Linked DNA regions of Homo sapiens: all the other regions are linked to region 1. The links are chromatin loops, found by intact Hi-C in ENCODE. Cell type or tissue: heart left ventricle. All regions are shown on one strand. Each heading gives the region's core, and the rest is flanking DNA. Links, peaks and the distances in the headings are about the cores only.

Region 1 (6,438 bases), core at 795-5,794:
ACCATTGGTGTAAAAATTAAGACTATGTAACCTGGGTATAATCCTGTTTTTGCATATAACTAACAGGATTAAAACAGCAGGATATCACTACAGATACTGCAGACATTAAAATGATAACGAGAAAGATTATGGACAACCTTAGGCCAATATATTTGAAAACTATATAAAATGAACAAATCACTAGAAAAGACAACTTTCTAAAACTGAAAAGAAATTTGAATAGTTCTATATCAGCTAAAATGAGTTTTATAATTAAAAACCTTTTTCCAAAGAAAACTCTGAGCTTAGATAACATCTCGATGGGTTCTATCAAACATTTAAGAAACAAATAGTTTTACCAAACATTTAAGAAATAACAAATAAATCCTGGTAAATCAAGAATGCAAGGTTCTTATCAATAAAATAAAGGGGAATTAATCACATGATCATCTCAATTGATGCAGAAAATTGTTAAACTTCAACATCTATTCATGATTTAAAGAACAACTCTTAGCAACATTAAATAAAAGGGAAGTTTATGAAAAAAAGAATATTTAAACATTTATCAGCAAACCTGACACTTAATGCTGAAATATTGACAACTTTCTCTTTGAGACCTGGAACAAGACAAATATGTCCATTATCACCACTTCTATTCAGTATTGTACTGAAGGACATATGCAGGGAAAATTACAAGAATTTGAGAAAATAAATAAAACAGCTGTTATCCACAGATAATATGATTGTGTATGTAGAAAGCTGAAATAAATCTACAGGTAAAAGGTTGTTAGAAATAAGGTTAACATACAAAAATCAATTTTTGTATGTAACAATTTGAATATGAAATTTTGATAGCATCAAAAGAATTGATCAGAAACACATTTAAAATAGTATGTGCAAAACCTCTGCTATAAAATATTAAGAATAAAGTCAAAATAGAGGAATAAAAAAGAGTATATGATGTGCATGGGTGGGGTAATTCAATGCTGTGAAGATATCAGTTTTCCCCAAAGTTGATCTTTAAGTTCAATGCAATGTCATTCAAAATCCCAGGTTTTTGTTTTGTTTTTGTTTTTGTTTTAAATGAACCTGAGAAGCTGATTCTTAAGTGTCTATGGAAGTGCAAAAGACCAAGAATAGCCAAAATATTCTTGAAAAATAACAATGTGGAAGAAGTACTCTATAAGATTTACAACTTATTATAAAGATGTAGCAAGTAACATTGGTACCAGGATGAAAAAGTATGCCAAAGGAACTCAAAAGAGAACACAGAAACAGAACCACGTATATATGGACACTGATTTATGACACAGTAGCTGCAGAGCAGTGGAAAACAATGTGGACCACATGGATATCCATATAAATAAAAGAAGAAAATTGACCTGTGACTCATATTATAAGCAAGTATCAATTCCTAGTGAACTGTAGATATAATTGTGAAAGGCAAAACAATAACAAAGCTTATACAGGATAATTTTATCATGATTCAAAAAAAAAAGAAGGTTTCTTAAAGAGGACCAGAAAGGAATTAACCAAAAAATAAAAGATTGACAAATTGGATTATATCAAAGTTAAGAACATCTACTCATCAATAGATACTGTTACAATAACCAAAAGCAAAACACACAGTGGGAAAATTAACAAATGATTCATAAACTGATTATATTTAGAACTCCTATAGATCAGTAAGAAAAATGCAGTAACTCAAAAAGGGGCAGGAGACGAGAATGCAAACAAAACCCACGTTATACTACTGCACATCCACTCAAATGATTAAAAAGACTGCCAATACGAAGCATTGCTAAGAATGTGTAAATTAATCTCATGCAGTGCTAGTAGGGGTCAAATTAACACAACCACTTTGAAAGACTGTCATTATTTACAAAATGTACAAAATATTTACAAAATTTAGACATATGAATACCTTATGGCCTAAAAATCATACTACCGAGTTATACCCAACTGAAATGCATGCACATGTGTAGCAAGAGACAGACATGAGAATGTTCATGGTAGTATTATTTACAAAAACAAAATGAGCAAAATAACCCAAATGCCCATCAACAGTAGAAAGGAGAAGTGAATTATGTTTTATTTCAATAATTCAGATATTTAAATGAATAAACTACAGCCACTCATAAGCATATAGATGAATTTCTCAAGTACAAGATTGACTAAAAGAAGCTAGATACAAAAGAACACAACATATGATTTTACCCACATAAAGTGCAAAAACAGTGCAAAAACTAAACCATGGTGTTTAATGCATGCTTAGGTGGCAAAACTATAAAGGAAGTAAGGAGTTAATTTCCTAAAGTCGAGGATAGTAATTACACTGGATGGGAAGGACAGGTAAAAAGTTGGAAGGGGCGCATGTGGTTTTTGGAGTGCTGGCAATGTTCTATTTATTCACTTGGGTGGTGGTTGCCTAGGTATGTTCACTTTGTAATAATTAATCGTGCTGCATATTTTTGTTTTGTGAACTCTGTGTGTTTTATTTCATAATGAAAAGATTAAAAATAAACTATTGCCAAAAATGTTTGACCTGAATCTAACATCCAGAAGACAGAGGGACAATTTAATTGACACCACCAGGAAACAATCAGACAAAATATAGAATATTCCATGTAAGACAACTTGCCCGGTCTCTACAAAAAGATGAAGTCTTTTTTTTTTTTAAGTGAGGGACTGCTCCAGAACAAAAGAGACAAACGCATAACAACCACAATACTTCATGGGGGAAGAAAGTGATTTAAGACATTTTAGGCACAAATAGCACATTTAAAATATGAACTAGATAATAAATGGTATTAAAGAATTACTCATAATTTTTCTGGTGTAATAATATTATGACAATGTAGTTGAATGTCCTTCATTATATAGATGGCTGCTGAATTATTTAGGGTTAAAACATCTGAAAATAATATTGAAAAAAATGCACACACATATACATATATGTACAGAGATAAACAGAGCAAAATAATTGGCATGTGCCTGCAGTCCCATCTACTTGGGAGGCTGAGATGGAAGGATTGCTTGAGCTCAGATGTTTGAGACCAGCCTGGGCAACAAAGTGAGACTCTGTCTCTTAAAAAGATAAGATGTAAGTTAAAATCAAAATATTAATAATTATTCCATCAAGGTGGTAAATGTTTATTGTACTATTCTTTCAAATTTTCTATTGAAGAGTTTTATAGTAGAAAGTTGAAAAGTAGTTGAACAATTCAATTATCTTTCTTATACCTGGAAAAAATGAGAGGAAGAGAAAAAAAAGGAAGGGAGGAAGGCAGGCAAGAAGCCAGGCGTTCAGGAAGGAAGAAAGGAAGGAAAGAATACACATATAATACATGGGAAAATCCTTGGATTCATTAGAAGAATAAGTAGACAAAATAAGCCATTACTATGAATTGGCAATGATTTTAAAAAATTGATTTGAATAATATCTCTATATGTTGCATATGTTCTCCACATCCCTTTTCTCAATTTCACATGTTAATCTAAATAACATCACAGAATAATTTTTATAAGGTATTATTTCTTTCTATACAATGTTTCTTATAAATAATACAATCATAGGGTTCAAAACATAAAAAGCATTAAATAGTTTACAGAAAAAAGTACCCCTCTCTCCTATGCCCATGTTATATGTCCTTCCAGAGATATGCTGTACACTCATAAGCAAACTCATATATACTAGTTCATATGTATTAAGGGACTTTTAAATTTAGGTTCTCCTTGACCTTACTTTGGTTTTTTTCTCCTAAGATTACATATGCACATTGCCAGCAGCGATGAACAAGTTGTTATTTGGTGGACAGCACCCTCTTGTGCATGAACTGAATTTTCAAGGGAAATCTGACAAAAAGTAGAATAAATTACATGAATATTCTCTCATGGAATTACAATTGTAAAAGTTCCTTGAAGCCAAGTGGTCTGCCCCCTTGCCTTCAATAAGTCAGTTAAGACCAGCCCTAAAGTATTAGTCATTTTCTTTTAAATCTTCAGAAGAAGGTGTCCCCACACTTGCCTTACCAATTTCACATATATTTTGTGCTTTTTGGTCTCCAAAACATTCTCACATCCATAATATTTTGTTTGATTACAACCTGAGTTATTGTCCCCTTTTTCCACTGAAATATATTAATAATTCACATACCAAATAACTCGCCCATTTAAACTATACAGCTGATTTTTAGTGTATTTGCAGCCTTTTACCACCATCACCACAATTAATTTAGAACGTTTTCATCAGCCCGAAAACAAATTCCGTACCCATTGGCAATCACTACCAATTACCCCAATCCTGCCTCAGCCCTAGGCTATCATGAACCTATTTTCTGGTTCTGTAGATTTCCCTTTTCTAGACATTTAATAAAAATAGAACCCATACAATATGTGGCATGGCCGTTTATGACTAGCTTCTTTCCTTTAGCATACTGTACACAAGGTTCATGTATGCTGTAGCATGTATCAGTACTGCTTTCCTTTTTATTGCTGAATAATATTCCATTTTACGGCTGTGCTACATTTTAATTATCCATTCATCAGTTGATGGACATTTGGATTGTTTCCACTTTCAAGGTAGTATGAATAAATGCTGCTATAGACATTTGGCCTCCTTTTTATTTTCTTTTATTTTTTAAAGATATTTTAGGCAGAAATAGCACATTTAAAATATGAACTCCATCTCACTCTGTCACCCAGGCTGGAGTGCAATGGCACGATCTTGGCTCACTGCAACCTCCACCTCCCAAGTTCAAGCCATTCTTCTGCCTCAGCCTCCCAAGTAGCTAGGATTACAAGCGTGTGCCACCACGCCTGGCTAATTTTGTATTTTTAGTTAAGAGATGGGGTTTCACCATGTTGGTCAGGCTGGTCATGAACTCCTGACCTCAGATGATCCACCCACCTCGGCCTCCCAAAGTACTGGGATTACAGGCGTGAGCCACCGTGCCCGGCCTCTTTTTTTTTTTTTTTTTTTTTTTTTGAGACAGAGTCTTGCTCTGTCGCCCAGGCTGGGATACAGTGGCACAATCTCGGCTCACTGCAGCCTCCACTTCCAGGTTCAAGTAATTCTCCTGCCCCAGCCTCCCAAGTAGCTGGGACTACAGGCACGAGCCACCACGCCCAGCTAATTTTTGTATTTGTAGCAGAGACAGGGTTTTGCCATGTTGTCTAGGCTAGTCTGGAACTCCTGGCCTCAGGTGATCCGCCCACCCCAGCCTCCCAAAGTGTTGGGATTACAAGCATGAGCCACCGCACCCGGCCGCCCTCCTTTTTCAGTTGCAAAGATGGAAGTCTCCTGAGCCGAGATAATCAGAGGCTCACAAAAAGGGGACTTGGCTTTGCCCATAGCCACCACCATTACCAAAAGCACTCCAACTACAGTGGCATCCCCCACAACTCCAATTCACCTAGGTCCTGTCATCTATCATCTCTAATTCTTCACCCCCAAAATGATCGTCCCATTACTTGCCACAGTCTCCCACCTCTTCCTAACCCTTAAGCCTTTCCTCTGGTTCTCTAAAGGAAGAGCTTTATCTCAATTTTATTCCCAAACTGACTTCACTAAACGTGAGCTCTCCTGAGGATACTACTTCCCATCTCTTTCAAGTGAAAGTATTTTCCTGTCATACCCTAGACCCTAAGAGCAGGACATGAGTCCCCTTCTTCCTCTTCCAACACTACTTCAAACAAGTTCTCAATCCTCATCCCAAAACTGTAACTATAGGAGCTTAAGACACCACCGTCCTCGTCGCTATATTCTAGTGATTTCTGTTCACTCCCTCTCATTCAGAGGTCACTCTCTCTCATCCCCCATGCCTCAATGCCTTCCCTTCTTCTATATTTCTTCCAATTTTCTGGGTAACTTTAATATCCTTCAGGGCAATGCATACAGCACACCAGCCTCTCCATGTTCCTTAAACTCCAATGACCTTTTCCTCCTCCTGCTTTCTACCCTAGAACTTGTGGAATCAGGCCAATTCACTAAATGAACAATTGGCAGAATATACTTTAATATTTGTTACTATTAATAAAGTTTACAACTGTACTCCACATCAAATGGAATAGATTTAACAGCTTTTGATAATTTCCTGTGACATTTTAGTTGAATAGTGTTACTTCATCTTCACAACAGCTTTTAAGGAATGTGCAATTCGTTTCTGATCTGCCTCTGTTCTTGTAGCTGAAAAATGCTGGACCAGAGAAAAGATGCAGAAAAGTTGGAAAGGAGGCCAGGCAGCACACAGCAAGCCTGGCTCCTGATCCCAGAGGGAAGTAAGACCGATGGGCAGGGAGGTGGTGAAGATGGAAATGTATTCAAGAATAGAAATATATTAATGGCACATTCATACTTATCAGTGCATGTTTTCTTATTAATAAATTTTTATGACCCTCAGTCTTTTCTTTCTGCTCAGATAATGAATATTCTCATTCTCTTCTCTCTTTTCTTCTGCC
Region 2 (5,000 bases), core at 1-5,000, 1.4 Mb before region 1:
ACTTATGTAGATCCCAGAGCATAATACAAAGATGATGACCACTTCCTTCACGGACTTCATGCCCTGTGAAGCAGAATTTACATGTTAGAGACTTGGCCATCTCTTTTCAGAAATAAATACTTAAGGTCTCATAAACTCTTTGCTTAGGATATTCAGCTGATATTTATCGTGAATAAGAAACATGGGATACCAAAACTTTAAGGATCTTTTTAAAAATAAAGCTGTCCCAATAAGAATTCTATTCATCATCAAGGATAGGATGTTAACAATCCGGCATTGTTTTGTACTAACAATAACAACAGGCACCTACTGCTTGGCTGAAGACGATGTCTCTTCTTAGCGTCAGCATCAGACACTGGGGCAAGCTGTACGCAAGTTCCTGAAGGAGCACAAATGTCAGGGACTGCTTGGCTCGGTTCACCACTTCTCCCATGCAGTCCTTCAGGGTAAGGATGAGGGGATACAACTGTTCATACCAGTCCTCTGGGGGAAGGGGGTGTAAGAACAGTGCAATAGATGAAGGAAGGTCTTGGAATATAATGCAGAACCAACTTCCAACTTATTTTTAATTTTTCAGTAAGTTAGACATATTCTTAAGGATTCACAAAGATTAGAGCTGAAGATCTCTAATTTAAATCTCTCGCCTGAACTCCACAATGTCCATAAGCAGCCACCCATCAGACCTCTCCAAGTGGATGCATTTAACATATTTGCAGCAGATCTCTCTTCTCTGCTCATCTCTAATCTGTGCACTACCTGTATCTTAGTGAGTGGTGCCATCAAATCTTTCTCATACTGGAAACAGAAGTTTTACTGGACTTCCTCTTTTGCAGTTTTCACATTAACTTGGTCATTAAATTAGTTCTACTACTCTTAACAGTCCATCAATATGCATCTTCTCCTTGTCCATGCCCATCGTTGTTTATTGCTCTCCCTTGGATTACTTCCTGGACTACTCCCTAACCCATCTCCCTTCCTCCAGTCACACTCTACTGAATTCCCTTCTCAACAGTGTTGCCAGAAACATTTATAATCAGTTTGTATCTGATTGTACCACTCACTCCTCACTTCTTAAAATATTTTGAAAAAAAAACACTAAAGCATTCATAAATAAATAAAGTTCAAACTCATGAAAGATTCTCCATTATCTAAACTTTGCCTATTTGTCTAATCTCATCTTTCAGAAGTTTATTTGCTGTCTTGAGTCTCAGGTGAATTGAACCTCATGTATTTCCTTAAACTTATCTTGTTCTCTCATCTCAATGTCTTTGAAAATCCTATCTCCTCTCCTGGAACACTCTTTTTCTACTTATCTTCCTGACAAATGCTTTATCTCTTCTGCAAACTCAATTCAGGATTTCTCTTCTCCAGGAAGTCTTCCTTCATTTCCCCCTTACTACACTTCCCTATTCCATGAAGATTGGGTTGAGCTGACTTCCTTTTGTGCCTGTATCTTCCTGTCCCAGTACTACTCACACACTACTCACCATTTTCCTCTGCAAGAAAGATAACTCACTGAGGGCAAGGAATTCATTTTTTAATCACCGAATCACTAGAACCTAGCATAGTGCCTAGCATATAGTAAATATTCAATAAGTTTTAATTGAATGAGAAAAGTTACAATAAATATAAAAAGTTTTAAAGATATAGACAAGTTTAAGTAAGTCAAGTTTTGGGTAGTATTTGGGATTCAAATAGCTGTTCTTCAAATGAGGATGCAAAATTGAGACCATTTGTGCTATTTGTATGTCTAGATTTCTAACAGGCATCAATTATATAATTATGACTTTGGTATGATATAGAAACAATTTATGTTCTGTTTCAGTTAATTTGGAGATCAAAGCCCTGGCAAATGTTAACTATCATAAATTCTTGACCGTGTGACATTCCATTAATATATAAATAAATTAATGGGTGACAAATACGATTTGATATGAATGAGTGCATGCTGCGAAATTAATTATAAAGCAGGAACTGAAATGATATGATCTCCTCATCATAAAAGTGCAAGCATCATTGTGAGTAATGTGAGTGGTAAATAATCAGTTAAGACCTTGAAAGAGTGACAGAGAATAATAAAAAGAATCACAATCACTATCGTACCATGTCTACTGTCACTTATTTATTTTATGTTGTGGTATAATAGACTAGATGAAATAAACCCAAAGGGTTGAAAGGATAATTAATGGCCCCAACATAATAAAAAGATACATTCTTAGTAATACTCTATGAAATGCCTATGTGATGTCATAATGTAAAATACATTAGAATGTTAGAAATTATTTTAAAAATATTGTAGATGTACATGCTATTATGAGGATAAAAAGCATAAAGAAAGAGGAATGCAACAGAGCCCTATTAATGCATGATCATTTAATATTGGACAAACTTATAGGCAGCCTAGAATAAAATGTGAACAATGGTTCAATTTAAACAAGCATTGGTTAACTGTTGATTCTTATGTCATTGTCATGTGTAAAAGGGAAAATAGAGGTACACTGAACTTTTTTTTCATAATAAGAGATACATCAATAGATACCAAGAATGAATATCCTATATTCCTATTTTTTCATATTTGCATTTTTATCTCCTGTTCTCTCCCTTTATTTAATTGTTGTTCTCAATATGAATGGGTAGACTAATAGACACAGGGAAACACTAGAAAAAACTTCAATAAATTAACCCAGATGTAAATTTTAAACGATAACAGACTGAAAACTGCTTTTGTTCTGTGCTTAGCTCTGTAGAGATTTGTTTCTACTAGAGAATTCCCAAACATAAAATACATCTTCTGTGCAGTAGGTGGCGCTGCTTAATCAGGCTGAAGCAGAACTACTTTGCACTTACTGCATTCAAGTAACTGATTTTTACTTTGTACGCAGTTGTATAGTTCCCAAACAGCATGTACTTATTGTTTAAGCATCTTGCATGGTACTATACTGAATCAACTGGTCAATACTTTATATGATTTTTCTAGTTAGAAAATTTAAAAAATAACTTAAGTGACCACATTTGTTTTCTTGCAAGACATTAAGTGACAATTCTAATTAAATATTTGTTTCTCTAAAAAGTATTTAAAGGAGAAAACTTTGCAGATTGTCTCATTAGCATAAGGATAGTTGCTTTATTCACTTCCATCTTCACTTATTTAACCAGTTGATTCTTAATTATAAATTACAATCAGATGACAAAAAAAACAACACCAAAACAAGTCTGGTTTCCAGTTTCACTAGATTGGAAGTGGAAACCCAGGATAAAAGGAACACACAACATTCTAAACCTAGGAACAGTGTTACATACTTCTGATACTAACAATATTCCAGTGTCTCTATTTTGCATAATTATATATACTTTTTATGGCTAAAATATCAGGACAATGACAATATCGGAAAGCATTAATTATGAATGAGAAAATTACAAGTTTGTGAGCAAGGTAATATGTCTTTAAAATAGTAGTAAGCCTTCTATGGAGGAACATAAGTGAAAAAGCTAAAAATACATTTTTTTTCTAGAAAAGAAACAATTTAAGTTGAGCAGATAATGGAAAATTGTACTGGAAAATTCCAATGCCAATGACTCCAGGTTTTCTTCTCTGTTAATATGCAGTCAGTGTAAATCTCAGGTTCTGAAATAAACACAGTGGCTACGACAGGCCAAAGCAAAGCCAAAGTCAGTTCATAAATGGCCTTTTTGCTCCAATGAACATCCCAAATCATTCTCACAAAGGAAAAATAAATGCTTTAGTCTTTTGCTTTAAAATATGTTTTGGGGAAAATTAAAAAAAACCCAAGCTTCAGCTCTTGACAGTTTTCAGACTTGTCACTTGCCCCTCACCTTTATGTCTCTCTATACCTTACAGTTTACATGGTGTTTATTTGGTCCTCCTGATAAAGATGAAGGTAGTATTCATTCATATATAAATATATATATGTGTGTGTGTGTGTGTATGTATATACACATATATATACGTGTGTGCACACACACATACACACAATCTTAGTTGAAACTTGAAAAAACTAAACTCAGAAGAGTGGATGTGTGTATTTCAGGATTTCGTACTTTTATACACACACACACACACACACACACACACACACACACATACACACACATACCTTTTTTATAAACCTAGTGAAGCTGGGGAGCTAAGGGTGCCCCACAATATAGTCACTGCCCCACTATCTCTGCCCTGAGCCAACTAGCCTCGCAGGCACTAAGTGTGATTTTATTCCCTGGGCTCCTTTCCATGACAGAGGGAAACACTAAGTGAATGTTTTAGTGTGTCTATAAGAACTTGCTGAGACTCCTTAACCCTGAGACCAACAAGAATCTTTCCTCGGGAAAACATAAAATGCATGTGGCTTAGCTGAGCTTTTCCTGAGCTTTGTGAAGTGTGTTGGGAGCCATCCAAGCACAGCCTCTGTTTTCCAGCCCTCTACTTGCTTCTCCGGCATATTCAAGGGAAGCTCACTGAAGGATTCAGAGAACGGCTGCTGGGTGCCCCCCTCACCTCCTCCACACATCATCTATTTCCTGTGCAGGATGTTCATGTCCTCTGAGCTCAATCACTCTTATGTTACTCAGGAGAAAAATAAAAGAGCCAAATATCAACCAACTGTAGCAGAGCATCATGCTTTCTTCACAATTTCTGAGCCATTCTCTTCTCAGGTGCTTGGTCTTCTTTGCTCATTTAAAATAATTAACTTCACAAAAGCTTGTAGCTATTGTTATTTCCGTTATCGCAACCTTTCAGACACAGAAAAAAGGAAAAGTAAAAAGATTGCACATGCATTAAACTTTATGCAAAGAGATAACAGAAGAAATGAGCCAGCTCTTAGGATTCTCTTAAGGTAACAAGATGATGAACTGTGAAGCCAAGCAATTAGAATGGCCATTAAGGGGGGCAATAAAATTCCCAAGGTCATGAAGTGAACACAGACCAAACTTACAGCCAGTAGGGGTTTTCATCTATGCCTGAACCCCAGGTAGTACAGAAATGG
Region 3 (6,438 bases), core at 609-5,608, 600 kb before region 1:
TTGTTCACATAACAACAAAGAGGAGAAAACACAAACTTTGTTTCTGAGCCACTATGATAGATTGGTAACTATGGGGATATGACAATGTACATAAAGTACTATATATGAACATGACAAATTTGATTTTGTAGAAAGTATATATATTTAGCACCATGTCATTGAGATAACAGTATAGAAATATTTTTGGCAAACACATGAATAAGAAATGTTAAGGCAGAAATATCTCCATTCAGTTATTTCATCATTAATGTCTGATCTTTCTCATAACAGAAAGATGTTTTCCATATATTGTTGATAATAACATTACAAAATAATCATCTACTCAAGAAATTGTTGTCATAAGTACCAGTTAATCCATCAAAACAAGTTAAAATAGCTGTGCAAACTGTTTGTTATGGTTGCTAAAAAGATACAGCAGTATCTCCTGGTAAACATGTTTCTTTTATGTTTGGTACATTTTCTAGGAAATAGGTATGCTAAAGAAACAAGAAAAATATGATAAAAATCAGCATGTGTTTTTTCATTTGATAGATAATATTGAATGTTTATCACTTTCTTATGAATATATTATCCAATAAATCTTTAATGGCTTTTCTATCTGTGAGTAAAACAAAATGAATATCGCAATCTCAGCAGCCCAGAAATGTACAGCTACTAAGAAAAAGATAGCAATTTTGGGGATCAAATCTAGCCTGATGATTCTTAGGTAGAGGTGACTATTTAAAAAAAACTATGGACCACATTTATATACAACCCTATCAGTATCCTGTACTATCTCCCATAAACCCAAAGCATCCTCAAAGTTGTAAGAAATTTTCTGGCAATTTTTCACATAGAAAAGAAATTCCTCACATAACCCTGCACTAGCATTTCCTATGCTGCAATGTATTACTTATTATGAGGGAGGATAGGAGATTTCCTTCTATACAGAGTTTCAAGGAAGATCATGAAATAGACCTTGTGGGTAAAACTTGTCATTTGATGGTCCCTGAAATAGAAACTTTAAAATAATGCCAAATCACTCTTTTGCTAGATTCTGTTGGCTTCCCTATTATTCCCCGCTCATGTGTGAGCTAGTTGTGGCAAGTCTCTTCCCTGCTTTGAGTCATTGCAGACATCAAGCATCACCGTCAATCATTCACATGAAAAATACTTACAGCAGGGAGTACAGTTTGTGCACACTTTAAAAATATGTTTTTAAGGTTTTATCCAGGATCCATTACTACTCACTTTATAGACATACATGAAGTCAAGCTGCCTGAGCTCTTTCACAGAACCTATACAGGGTTTTCTACAATATAAAGGGTCAGCTAATTTACAGAAGAACTTACATAAAGTCTTCCACAATATATGGATCAGCTAAGTTATAGAAGAAGCAATATAAAGTCTTCTACACTGTAAGGGTCAGCTAATGTATAGAAGAAATACCTCAACCTTACATGTCATAAAACCATCTGACAAAAGCCATCTGTTACTTACACAATGTCCTTCCCCTCCTCATTCTCTCAGGTATGCTTTTTACATTTAGTGACCCCCCCCCAAAAAAGTCAATTAATACTAATCAAGTTAACTGTCAAACCCTTTAACTTCCCAAGCAAAGCATTTCTAAATTCATAATGCCCCAAATACTAAACATATTCTGCTAATATTAGAGCTATTTGAAGCAAGTTTTTTTCTTCAGTATTAAATCAACCAGAAGAAACAATGTCAACCAAAACAACTTCACTGTAGCTGAATTCTCTCAGTCTCTAGCTCATAGCCACATGAATGGGGCGGTACATAAGCTCATTCTGGCAACTCCAGTAAGTGTTGTAAACCAGCGCTTCTCAAATTTTAGTACACATATGAATCACCTGGTATTTTGTTAAAATGTAGATTCTGATTCAGTAAGTCTAAGGTGGAGTCTGAAGTTCAGTAAGTCTAGGGTGGGGTCAGCAAGTCTCAGCATCACAACTCCCAAGTGATACTGAGGCTGCTAGCTGGTGGGCCACCGTGAGTAGCATAGTTGAGGTCTTGAATAAGGAAAGCATACTTGTAAGTATGGAAATATTCAGACAAAAAATGCTTCCATTCTTTTAACATTTGTCTACAAGTAGTTTCGGAATTCGAATATCATCAAAGGGTGGAACTTTAGAAAAAAAGATAGGAAGAGTTTATAAGACTAAACATTATTATTCCCCAGTGCAGAGCTTTGAAACTACAAGCTCGTTCATTCCTTTGTTTCCTTATTCATTCATGCACAAGGCATATATGGACTGCCTACTCTATGGTAGGCACTGTGTTAAATTCCAGAGTACAGTGTTGAATAGACAAAATTTTGGGGTTTAGGAAACTCATAATCTCATCCAAACAAATAATCAATTGTGAGATAAAGGGACCTATTTATGATTGCACACCAAGAAAAGTAAAAACACAGAGGAAAAAATACTTCATTCAGCAAGGTGGGGCGATAAGGCAGGTAGCTCAAGGAAGAGTTCACAGTAAAAATTGATGGTGCTTTTTTGATAACTTAATTTGTGCTAGGTACTTTTCTAAGCACTTTAACGCTCACAATGATTCTTTCAAGGTAGGTGCTCTTGTTTTTCCAATTTTTAGAGCTGAGGAAACAAAGGTGGAGAGAAATTATATAATTTACAGAGTAAATAAGTTACTAATGATAACCAATAAGCCACAGAATTTCCTCTTCTGTCTTCACTAATACCGTTTTACTAATATGTCCCACAAAGTGGACATTACTGGTAATCACTAAGATTTCTGGTTCTCCTTCCCTTCGGGGCACATTCCTCTTTGAATATATGCATGGACACATGCCAATGAAATGTAGTCAAATGCAACACATGTCACTACCAGGCAGAAGCATTTAATAGCCCAGTGCACAATTTTCCATGCTCTCTTTACCAGTCCCCATGGCCATGGGCTTTACCTGCTCCAATGGGAACCTGCTCCCATTGTTGATGTGGAGTTCCTGCAAGATCAAAAGATCTTGCAATGCTAGGCCTCTACAAAAAGGACAGCCTCCTCAGATCATCTCTCAGACTCATGCAGGATATTCCAAATACAAGAAATTTACTTCTGTCTTGTTAAGTCACAGATTTTAATTGTATTTGTTACTGTAGCCTAATTTAATCTATATTGATAAAGCATTACTATAGAGGCAATCTGTTAGTTACCTTGCAGAATAAATGTAAGTCACCAGAGGAGGGCAGTGTGTGCTGGGGAGGAAGCTCATGGTGGGCATAAGAGACATTCAGAAGTGTTAAATAGAATGGTACGTTTAGGAAACTTCAGGTCGTCAGGCTTTACTAGAGAATATGATTCTGAAGAAGACATGAAAGAGGAAAGAGAAACAATGTGAGTCTCAGGCCCCTCTGGAGTGAAGGAAAGAAATGGAGAAGGAGTTAAAGTCCAGGCATATCACTCAGGGCTGCATATGGAGGAAGATAATTATCAGATTGAACTCAAAGTTAAATCAAAGAAGTAAGCTTCTGCCTAGGAAATCGGAAATCAGAAAAAGCACTATGCTAGAAAGAGGAGTCAGCCACAAATAAGGAGGTAGAACAGAGGGAAAGAGGAAAGAAGTAAACAGACTAGGAATTTAAAAACCTAGAATAGAGCTAGAGAAGATGGGAGGCATAGGGATGGGAGGGTGGGTTCACACCAGAAAAAAGCTGAGAAGAAATATATGTATCTATTTGTAGGATATGTCTGTTCTCGCCCACATATCTCACACATGCTGCTCTGTGGTTTGCCTTTCCCATATGCCTTCACCTGGATGATGCCTGCTAACTAGGCTCAAAGATGTGGCCTCTGAGAAGTCTTCACCTCCCCACATTCCCATTACCTTCACCCCTGGGCCCACCTGGTATTCTTTCCACATCTTCACAAAGTTCCCTCACTTTCATCACTAAACTTATCCAAGGGCATTTTAGTTGTCTGTTCATTTGTCTGTCTCCCCAGTTATGACAAACTTCTTTAGGAGGGTGATTTTATTTAATTTGTTTCTCTAATTCCAAGACCAAGGTCAGAGTTTGGTCTGTAGTAGTCCCTTAATAATTGGTGGTGACTGTGGAAAATCCAGGGAGAGAGTTTCCCATGAATGTTTAATATATTATTTAGGAACTGAGAACAAGATCTGAAATAAAGATAAAAATTTGGTCATCCTCAGTGAATATGCTTATTCAACAACTACTTACACATGCTTATTATACTAAGTGGTGGATATTCTGGTGAGCAAAGAAAACACAGTGTCTGTTTTGTGGTGCTTGGATACTCATAGAAGAGAATAAGTTAATTTAAAAATATGCACATGTAAATATAAACAGCTTTTCTCAAGATCTCCAAGGATCTCCACATTACTAAATGCAATGTTCAATTCTTAGTCCCTGTCTTACCTGACTTGTCATCAGCATTTGACACAGTTGATCACTCCTTATTCCTTGAAGGAAGACCTTATATTCTCCTGGTTTTCCTTTTGTCCTGCTCTATCTCTTAGATGGTTCCTCATTACCTACCAAACTCTAAAAGTGGGTGTGCCCAAGATTTTCTTCTTTCCTTCCACATTCACTCCGTAGTGATCTCATCCAGACTCACGGCTTTAAATGCCATCTATATGCTATGATACCAAATTATATTTCCAGGCAAAACCTTTTCTTTGAACTCTAGATCCATACATACCAACTGCCTACGCAACCACTCTATTTGACTAATAAACATCTCAGACAAAACATGTCCAAAAGTGAGTTCCCGTTATTTCCCTCATGACCAGATTTTTCTAGTCTTCTTCTCAGGTAGTTGTAACTCTATTCTTACAGTTTCTCAGAACAAAAAGCTAAATCTCATCCTAACTTCCTTCTTTTGCTCACATCCTACATCTTGTCCATTAGCAAATACTGTCTTCAAAGTATGTTCCTAACTTTACTACTTCTTACTATTCCCACTGCCACCACCCTGATCTAAGCCAGCATCATCTCTTATCTGAGTTCTCTCATTGGCCTCCTAATTGATCTCTCTGTTTTTGCACTCACTGTCTTTTCTCCACACAGCAACCAGAGTGATCCTGTTATGTCATATTGTGTTACTCTTCAAAACTTCACACTTGCTTCTTATTTCACTCAAACTAAAGGTCAAAATCCTTCCAATTATTCATAACTCTCCATATGATTTAGATGAAATATGGTCTCCCTTAGAATGCATCCTATGATTTTAGTATTTAAAGTACTTTTCTAAAATTTATCTCACCTTTAAAAAAGAAGCCAATAAACATAGAACTATTGAACAAAGTTCCAGTATCTCTTCTTTTTACTTATATTTTGTGAATGTCAGTATCAGAGCAGTTAAGTGGAAATGGACCTATTTTATTTTCAATTCCTTGAGAAATCATAGTTCAGTGTTTTTTGAAGGACATTGTAAGTTCATTTATAAAGACTCCCAGAATCTGTTCTTTATTTAGGCAACATCAGACTTGCAAGGTAATAAGCTGGAACAGAGATTTAGAGAGAGAGAAAAAGCCTACTTCAGTTGATAGAGTTCAAAAAGCATTACTTAAGTCAATCTCAGCAATTTTTTATGTTATTAATTTCCTCTTATTCTGTTTCACTACCATATCGCAGAGTTCTTCACTGCTAACCTACAAGTATTTACTACTTACCTCATACTAAACAAAAAGCATTTTCTACTCTGATCTTAGAGTGAGTTTATATGTCTGAGTATGTGTATATGTATTAGAGAAAGAGAGAAGTATGGAAAGAGAGAAAATTAATCCAGAGGAAAACAAGGTAGTAGGTTAGACTAGGTCTTTGTACAGGAAGAATAACCACCAAAAAGCCCACCGGGAAGCCAAAATAGAGTTAAAACAGAGGTATTAAGGCATTTCTCTTCCCCATTTTATTCACCAAAACCTGGATAAAATAACAAATATTAAAAGCAGAGAGAAAAACAATTTTTAGTGATACTAGGAAACAACACAGCCTAACCCAGAATCTATTGAAAACACCTACCAAATTTAAGACCAAGTCAAGAAAAGATTTTGAGAGGAGCATATTTCTATGCAAATTTCAAACACCCTAAGGAGCTCCCCAAAAGTAAGTACCATGAGGAAGTAAACCAATGACCCTTGCATGGAGCTAAGAATATGAGAAGACCAGATGCATTCCTGTGCCTAATTCAACAGCCCTGAGCGACAGAAGAGGACAGCTGAACAAGGAGCGAGAGAGACATACCACCTTTGCCGGAAGCAGATGCCGTAGAATGGAGGGGAAAACGAAGATGGCAATCAGGAATGTAGCTGCTGAGGGAGAGCAAATGTCAACTCATGAGGAAAAAGACCTGGGGCATTCAGGCTTCTCTGAGTTCTAGGAATTCCTGACTGATGCAACCAATTATCTCCATATATCCAGCAGAGCCTCTGCCCTTGGTCTGAGCTACTGCAAGAATTTCTCT

Evidence for each region. A loop is a pair of places that touch in the nucleus more often than their neighbours do. Peaks named below come from ENCODE experiments on the same cell type or tissue, not always from the same donor. Only the 100,000 strongest peaks of a DNase experiment are listed, where the experiment ranks them.
Region 2: it touches region 1 in a loop (6-fold over the local background); 4 of 110 quality-filtered maps call a loop at or near these places.
Region 3: a loop joins it to region 1, with 4 times the contacts of the local background. A loop is called at or near these places in 7 of 110 quality-filtered maps.

What each region holds. Positions count from the first base shown.
Region 1 is chr4:143,479,172-143,485,609 of GRCh38, forward strand. No RefSeq gene overlaps it. Among named protein-coding and RNA genes, the nearest start is that of SMARCA5, 31 kb to the right of the region's middle. In heart left ventricle, for the core only: a CTCF peak has its summit at 3,810 (motif pointing left); no DNase peak of the experiment used is centred there.
Region 2 is chr4:142,124,278-142,129,277 of GRCh38, forward strand. INPP4B (inositol polyphosphate-4-phosphatase type II B) reads right to left here. Exons shown (of 26, transcript NM_001101669.3): 19 at 311-483. Among named protein-coding and RNA genes, the nearest start is that of IL15, 490 kb to the left of the region's middle. In heart left ventricle, for the core only: a CTCF peak has its summit at 2,805 (motif pointing right); no DNase peak of the experiment used is centred there; H3K27ac peaks cover 659 bases.
Region 3 is chr4:142,880,432-142,886,869 of GRCh38, forward strand. The region is part of intron 3 of USP38-DT (USP38 divergent transcript); the gene reads right to left. Among named protein-coding and RNA genes, the nearest start is that of INPP4B, 37 kb to the left of the region's middle. In heart left ventricle, for the core only: a CTCF peak has its summit at 3,187 (motif pointing right); no DNase peak of the experiment used is centred there.